2 separate regions of the Homo sapiens genome follow, and region 1 is linked to region 2. Evidence: chromatin contacts called from ENCODE Hi-C or POLR2A ChIA-PET data. All regions are on one chromosome and are shown on one strand. Each heading gives the region's core, a stretch centred on a gene start or an enhancer-like site at or near the end of the contact. The rest is flanking DNA. Distances are from core to core; before and after follow the strand shown.

Region 1 (3,323 bases), core at 652-3,151, 290 kb after region 2:
ACAAAGTATCCCAGGCCATCAGACTCCAGAGTTAAATTCCAACCATTCCCTCTAACTACCTGCTCAGAATTGAGATAAAACTCATCCACAGCAGTCATCATTTTTTCTAAGAATATACATCACCTATTAATGTTCTTTCCCATCTCCCATGTTAACAACTTTCTTCCTCTATCATGTAAACTTGCTCTCTATCATCTCCGTGCCTTTCTTGTTCATTTTCATGGAGCAGCCATAAAATGGAGAATAACAATTGAAGCAGTGAATAGCCAAGAAGCATCTCTCAATCAATGAACCTGAGACAGCCTGTTCACTTCTGTCCATCATTCTTGTCCTTTAGATCTCAGTTTCAAATTCATTTCTTCTAGACATTCATCTCTTCCCATGTTTAATCTGGAACCATCTACCCTTCCACCAGACCAATTATCCTGGCAAATTAATGTAATAGACCAGTATTAATTATTTGCTTGTATGTCTTAACAACATTCTAGGTGCTGTGCCAAAAACAAATGAATAGCAACACAAGGTCTTCTGGTTACAAGCACATTACATTTTGGTTGGGGAGATTTTGACCCATCTCACAGTCATAATCTTCATCCAGGTTATCTCGTCAACCTCTATGTATGCATATATTCCAATATTTTGTTTTGCTTTTCTTTCTTCCTTGTAGTAATTTCACACAGACTATTCGCTTCAAGAACCTAACTAACTTCCTGTTGGTACCCAATCCTTTAACTCTAGAGGGTCAAATGGAGCCCTGTGGCTCCTGGCAGTGTTCCTGAAGATCAGGTCCCTCTGGTGGAACTCAGTTCTCACTGCCTTATCTAACCTTCCTCACTCAGCTTGTAATCAACTTAACTTTTAAAGTCTTTGTACACATTAGGTAATATTTGTTCTCTGAACTCCCAGAGGGGCTGTGGTAACTGCCCAACTAGGAAGCCCTACCCTTCATTATTCAGCAACAGCTTGAAGAATATTCTAATTCTAACTTTCCGCCCTCTGACAGACCAGCTGCATCAAAGGCTGTGTTCCCCTGTTTGTTTTTTTCCTGAAGCAGAGTCACCATTTCAAACTAAGTAATCTATGAGAAAAGTAAGAGCTCTGGGTCCAAATGTTTAAAACATGGCTCTTCTGTGAACCACGGCAAATCTAAACTGGATTATGCCTTATGCTGGAGTCAGAACTTACTTGGTCCCTTGTTCTTTGCCCTCTGGCTCCCTGCATGCTGTTCAGGGGAAGTTACTGGCTTTTGAACTGGCGGTTTGAAAACGAAGGCATTTTTCTTTTAGGGAGAACAGTCTTTCAGTGATTTAAACAACAAGCCTTGTGATCAAAATAATTCATAAAGGAAAAGATTTATGAAGTGACTTCACTAGCACACAATGCATTTTAAAAACTTTGTTTTTTAAATAAATCTGTCAGTACAGAAGCCAAGACAACACATCTGAATGCAATATCAGTGGACACACCCTGAATCTCTTCTTCTTTGCTTGTCCAAGACTGTGGTAGAAAAGGGAAATGATTCTCTTTGTCTTTTCTTATTTAATATTATTATTAAAAATTTTTTAAAAATTCTAGTTCCATGAAAAGACTTTGAAAAATTGTGCCTACTTTTGTTTCCTGCAGGAAAACCTGCCTTGTAAAAATGTATTTTCCATTGACCACTTGTGCTTGTTTAAGAAAATAAAAAATAAATAAAGAACTCCAACTTATAATGAATACCTCTGGCATTAGGGAGCCTGTTCTAATCTCCCTTTATCAAGTTTGAGTGATAGTTCTGCTCAACGAGTATTGACAGGGCCGTCCTGTTTCTCAGGCTTTCGTTTCCCTCGGTTGGAGAAGGATACAGTGCATTTTCACATTCTCAAAGTCTGCAGTTGTTTTTATATAAGAAGCAATTTGCTTGGGTCACGTCAGGTCGAATGGGATGCCTGCCCAGCTCTTGGTTTTAAAGGAAAAACATACAGAAAGACACAAAAACACAGCAGTTTCCTTCATTAAATTCCACTCTACCTGCCATGGGCTTCTAGCCACAATGGAATTTCCCACCCTGGCCTAGCCTAGCCTAACTTTTATTTTTAGGGATTTTTTTTCCCCTTTAAATCTTATGAGCTTTCTTTCAAGTGAACTTTGAGGTAAGGATTATTAAATGATAGAGTAATTGCCTGGTTAAAAAAGAATCAGACATAAAAAACAAATGCCTAGTGACCTTCCATAATATCGCTGGATAACCACCCCCTGGATAACAGCCTTTCAAAAACTGTTCATAATCAGCACAACAAGACAGGTCATGTAATTTAAAATTAAAACCTGAATCATTTAATGAATAGGGATCAGCATTTTTTTCAATAGTACCCTCTTCTTACCTAATTGCATTGGATGAAGATAATTTTGGAGAAGAAAATGAATAAATGAAAACACAAGGAACTAGATAAATAGATGGGGCGGGTGGATGGGGGGTGGAGAGAGAGACAGCAAGTGAGAGAGAGAAGCTTTTGGACCTCTCTCTCCAAAAAGCCATTTATGCTTTTCCCCATTGCCTAGGGGCAACTGATTTAATCAGGATTGTTCATGTGGATTATCTAAACTATGAAAAGCAACAGGGAGCACTTCCCAAGAAATCCAGACTGGGTGTGCTGCAGAATACTTGGTTTGGGGCCTGGAGCTAAGTAGACTGTTCACATTGTACTCAGGGTCCTAAGAAAAGTGGCTCAGTGTCTCTGTAATTCTTTGTCCCTTTGATCTACCTCAACATTTGGTGTCTCTTGGCATTAGGAAAGCTCACGAAAATGACCCTGCCTAGTTAACAGATTCATAGTCTGGGCACACAAAAAAAGGGTAAGAAAGAAAAAAAGCTTTGGTAATGAGGGAGAGAAACGTACCTTCTTGCTATCTTTGCTGGGCATAAATAAAAATCGAAAGATGTGATTTTTGGAGATGTGAATCCCGTTCTTCCCATATTTAGTAATAGCCTTTTCAGAGCCAATTCAAGACCTTCTATCAACCACCTCTGTTAAACATATCAAGTTAGATTTCTCATTCATTATTTTCAAGCTGGATTTTGCATAATCTTCCTTCAAATGAAGAAGTTTACTTTTCGAACATGTCATTTGCTCTTAGCACTGTTGTTCTCCTTCACCCATTTTGGCTTCTTATCCTCAAATCCCTGATTCCTTATTAAAGTGGATTGTTAATGCAGCCATTCTTTAGCACCACAGCACATTTATAAATCAAAAATTAGTTTACTCTGCCTGGCTTCCAAAACCATTTGCTGCTTGAAACCATTTCATGAGTTTGTCTACTCATGTGAATAAATAAAAACTTGC
Region 2 (3,721 bases), core at 1,207-3,706:
TTTAGTGAAGGTCACTGGAGAGAATAAAAGACACTAGTTTTCTCTTTGGCCCTTCACATACTGGGGATAAATTTATTGCTGAACTCACAAGCAGGTTATATATTAGTACAGTTTAAAAACCTTCAGGTCAAACTGTTAAAAGTTTATAACCAAGAGTAACTTATTCAGGGTCCAGACATGAATTTTAAAGGCTGTTTCCTCAACAGAGGGGACTGTGATCAGCTATTAGAATGATCCCTTATTCATTTGAAAATTGGCATGGGATTTTGACTATCTGCCGAGAGAGCCAGCAGAGAGGAGCAGAGAAGGTCTTAATTTATTCTTGAAAGAAAAGAGAACACCAAATATCTCTATGGGATATTTGTTAGATTCTGTTTTTATCTCACCTTTTCTGAAAACTAATTAAAAATAATAATGAGAAGATAAAATATGTCCTTTGCCTAGGAAACCTGAAATAATGTGAAAAACATTACAATGAGCTGGGTCAGTATACTGATTATCAATCATTTCACATTTGAAGACAAAGAATTAAACTATTCCTTTATGGACCTGTTATCCCACCTGTAAAACAAAGGTGTGTATGCTTCACAGGGATGTTGTAGGGACAAATAGAATATGAGGCACACAAGGTTCCTAGGAAGAGAAACTGTACATGAGATAGATTTAGGGCATTACTAGTATTCTAATTGAGGCTGAGTCACAGTTGTATATGACTTGTTCCTGCTGGAAGACAGTAGTCAAGGCCAGAGCTCACACAGCCAACAAATATGTTCTGATTTGCTGCTCTCAGACACTGAGTCTGACACACTGCTCAGCAATCACTTACTGCTCCCTAAAGTGGTATTTTGCATTTCTAGGATTGTCATTGTCTCTAAATTTATACTTATATACATCGCTGATGAGGTTCTTCCCTTGCAAAAAGAAATTTCAGCCTTCCTCCAATTCAAGATACAGGCCTACTATTGAATACATAACAGTACATGGCCTTCAAATGTCATGCCTAGCCAATTAGCTAATCCTTTCCCAAAATAAACTTCACTGTAATATTTTTTTTTTCACTAGCATACATCCCCAGCTTAATTACTATTCTCTGGCATGTTATTTCAGTACATAAATTATCAATATGATTTTGTGTCAAAACCAACAATTTGACCAGGCATGTTGGCTCACACCTGCAATCCCAGCACTTTGGGAGGCTGAGGTAGGTGGATCACTTGAGTTTAGGAGTTTGAGACCAGCCTAGCCAACATGGTGAAACCTCGTCTCTTCTAAAAATACAAAATTAGCTGGGCATGGTGGCGCATGCCTATAATTCGAGCTACTCAGGAGGCTAAGGCAGGAGAATAATTTGAACCCTGGAGGCGGAGGTTGCAGTGAGCTGAGATCATGCCACTGCACTCCAGCCTAGGCAACAGAGTGAGACTCTGTCTCAAACAAACAAACAAACATCCCCCAACAATTTATGCAAACAACATCAGGGAAGCTAGGAAGCTCTATGAGCTATTCTCTGCCGTTCAGATATGTTCGATTGTCTTACTAGCTGAGCTTAACAGCCTTTTCTGTTTTTAAAGGACCACCATGCATGCCTCTAGTACAGCAATCTCTAACACTTAATCAACAGTTACGTCTACAGCAATACACAATAGCCAGGTCACTTTCACCCTGAGATTATACTAAAGGCTCACAATATGCTCAGAGTGTATGGAAAAGTGTCTCATTTCTTCTAAAGATCCTTAAATTCCTTGCTTTTATAGTATTATCCAACTGATTAATTAGTAGATTCATTTTTCAACTACTGTAGCCCCAAAGATACATATCGGCAGAGCCCTCCTGATTGTATTTTACCCTTGGCCTTTTCTCCTTTTAGTTTCCTCAGTTTGCACCTGTAATTTCACTTTTAGAACTTCTCTAGGCTCGGTGGCTAAACACCACACAGCACAGGCTTTATCTGATGTGCCGGCGCCTGGTGTGGTCTAAGACACACTGGTGTTTTGTTCTTGAAGTACAGGATTGATGTTCTGAAACCTAGGCTCTAACACAAAGGAGATCATTAGCTCATTTTAAGTGTCTCTTTTCTTCCCTCCCAGCCTCCTCCTACCCACCCCAATACTTCCTTAGTCCTAAGCACTGGCAGCAGATGGCAACCATATTCCAAAGCTGAGTATACATAAAATAGTGCCATGGAGAACAGAGTGGCTTCAAAGTTAGCCTTTCTATTCAAGTGGGATGGCGGGGACTTCTGGAGGAGTGAACTCATCTCTCATTCATTTAATCCTCTATTCATTCAGCCAGGAATTTGTTTTCCTACACATCCATCTACTGTCCAGCCAGTTGAGGGAGGGTGGGCATGAAGCATCTCTCTTGAGGGCCCTTCCAGCAGGAGGGCACTAAGATTTCTATGCCAAGCTCTTGTTTCCCTGGGCCAGCTCTGCCTGCTGCTGATCAAATCATGCCATTCCTGTAAGAGGAGCTTGGGAACACAGTGTGTAGGGGGTGGATTTCTCAAGAACTATCTCCTTGCTAGACTGACAGTCACATGCTGTATTCCCTAGACAAAGATTAGACCCAGGAAAAAGATGAAACAAGGAGGAGGATGTGGGGTTGCAGAAAACTGTGCAGGATGTTACAGTAACGGGAGGTGGGAGTGGGAAAACCTTTCCTTTTTGTTGTTTCAAGGTTTGCTAGAGCTTTTGCCTAATCATCTGTTTGAGCATCTTGAAAATAAGTATCTATTTCCATGGTATCTATCAAAAACAGGCACCAGATTATACTACAAAGTTGACCTGCCATATTGCTATTAGAATTAAAACATGTAGCAGCTTACATTCAAAAGAAAGCTTTTCTGTTTCCCCAGCATGAAAAGCAGAGGGTATTTGTGATACACTTTGTTTTGTAGGTCTGCTGAATGAAAAAAATAATCGGGTAAAAAATTAGTACCTATATTTTCACAAATGGGCATAATGCTTACAAATGCACTACATCATTATTTTAGCTTCATTCTCCCCACAACATTCATTTATTCATTCAACAAACATTTGCTGAGCACCTACTCCTAATTTGTGTAAGCACTTTGCTGGGTGCTAGGGATTCAGCAGTGGACAAGGTAAACAAGATTCCGCCCTCCTGAATTCTGTCACCTGGCCAAAATAAACATTTAACAAGTACGCTGCTAGAATTTTACTTGAGAAAAAGGAATAATTCATCTTACCTAGTATTTCTTCTGAATCTTTCTTAAACATATTTCTTGAAGGTCCAGACTCCTTTAACTAAGAAGTTCTATCTTAAATCTCTCTCTTTCCATTGTTATATTCATTCCTTTCTTGGTTACAATGTGGAGAGTTCAGATTGCAACTGCTATCATTTCTGGGGGGAATGGGGGTGGGACTGTAACCCTGAGAATCCTTGCTTTTCAAACTACACATATATTTTCTCTGTAAATATTGTACCATCTAATTTGCGTCTTTGGATTTTGTTGATTAGCCATCAACATGTGATTTAAGGAATACTGCATATGAGATGCAGAAATCATGACTCAGTAAGTTATTATTTTAAAGCTCTATTTTGGGATTTATACAGACTTGTGTACAGTCTAGTTTGGCTTTCAATCTAATCTGCAACTATTACTAGGAGGCTTTTAGATCAAGTTCCATACCCATGTGTCTCTGGAATTCTACAGTGAGAAGCAAAAGTGCTCAGGAGTTAAGAGAAGCAGACGTCCGAA

The links. Hi-C counts contacts between places; a loop is a spot of excess contacts on that map. ChIA-PET counts read pairs that join two places held with the same protein, here RNA polymerase II (POLR2A).
Region 1: a loop to region 2 is called in a map of Caco-2, with 4 times the contacts of the local background. The contact joins two enhancer-like sites. A Hi-C loop is called at or near these places in 1 of 168 maps with a recorded cell type or tissue (Caco-2). POLR2A ChIA-PET finds 5 or more read pairs at or near these places in 2 of 52 experiments (AG04449 and BJ).

What each region holds. Positions count from the first base shown.
Region 1 is chr3:114,658,435-114,661,757 of GRCh38, forward strand. The region is part of intron 6 of ZBTB20 (zinc finger and BTB domain containing 20); the gene reads right to left. Among named protein-coding and RNA genes, the nearest start is that of MIR4796, 83 kb to the right of the region's middle. Within about 2 kb of position 1,902, at least 8 of the 41 ENCODE cell types and tissues checked have a DNase peak (open chromatin) inside an H3K27ac peak, as active enhancers do.
Region 2 is chr3:114,363,020-114,366,740 of GRCh38, forward strand. All of the region lies in intron 10 of ZBTB20 (zinc finger and BTB domain containing 20), which reads right to left. ZBTB20-AS1 (ZBTB20 antisense RNA 1) reads left to right here. Exons shown (of 9, transcript NR_038993.1): 5 at 3,677-3,721. Among named protein-coding and RNA genes, the nearest start is that of ZBTB20-AS1, 13 kb to the left of the region's middle. Within about 2 kb of position 2,457, at least 2 of the 41 ENCODE cell types and tissues checked have a DNase peak (open chromatin) inside an H3K27ac peak, as active enhancers do.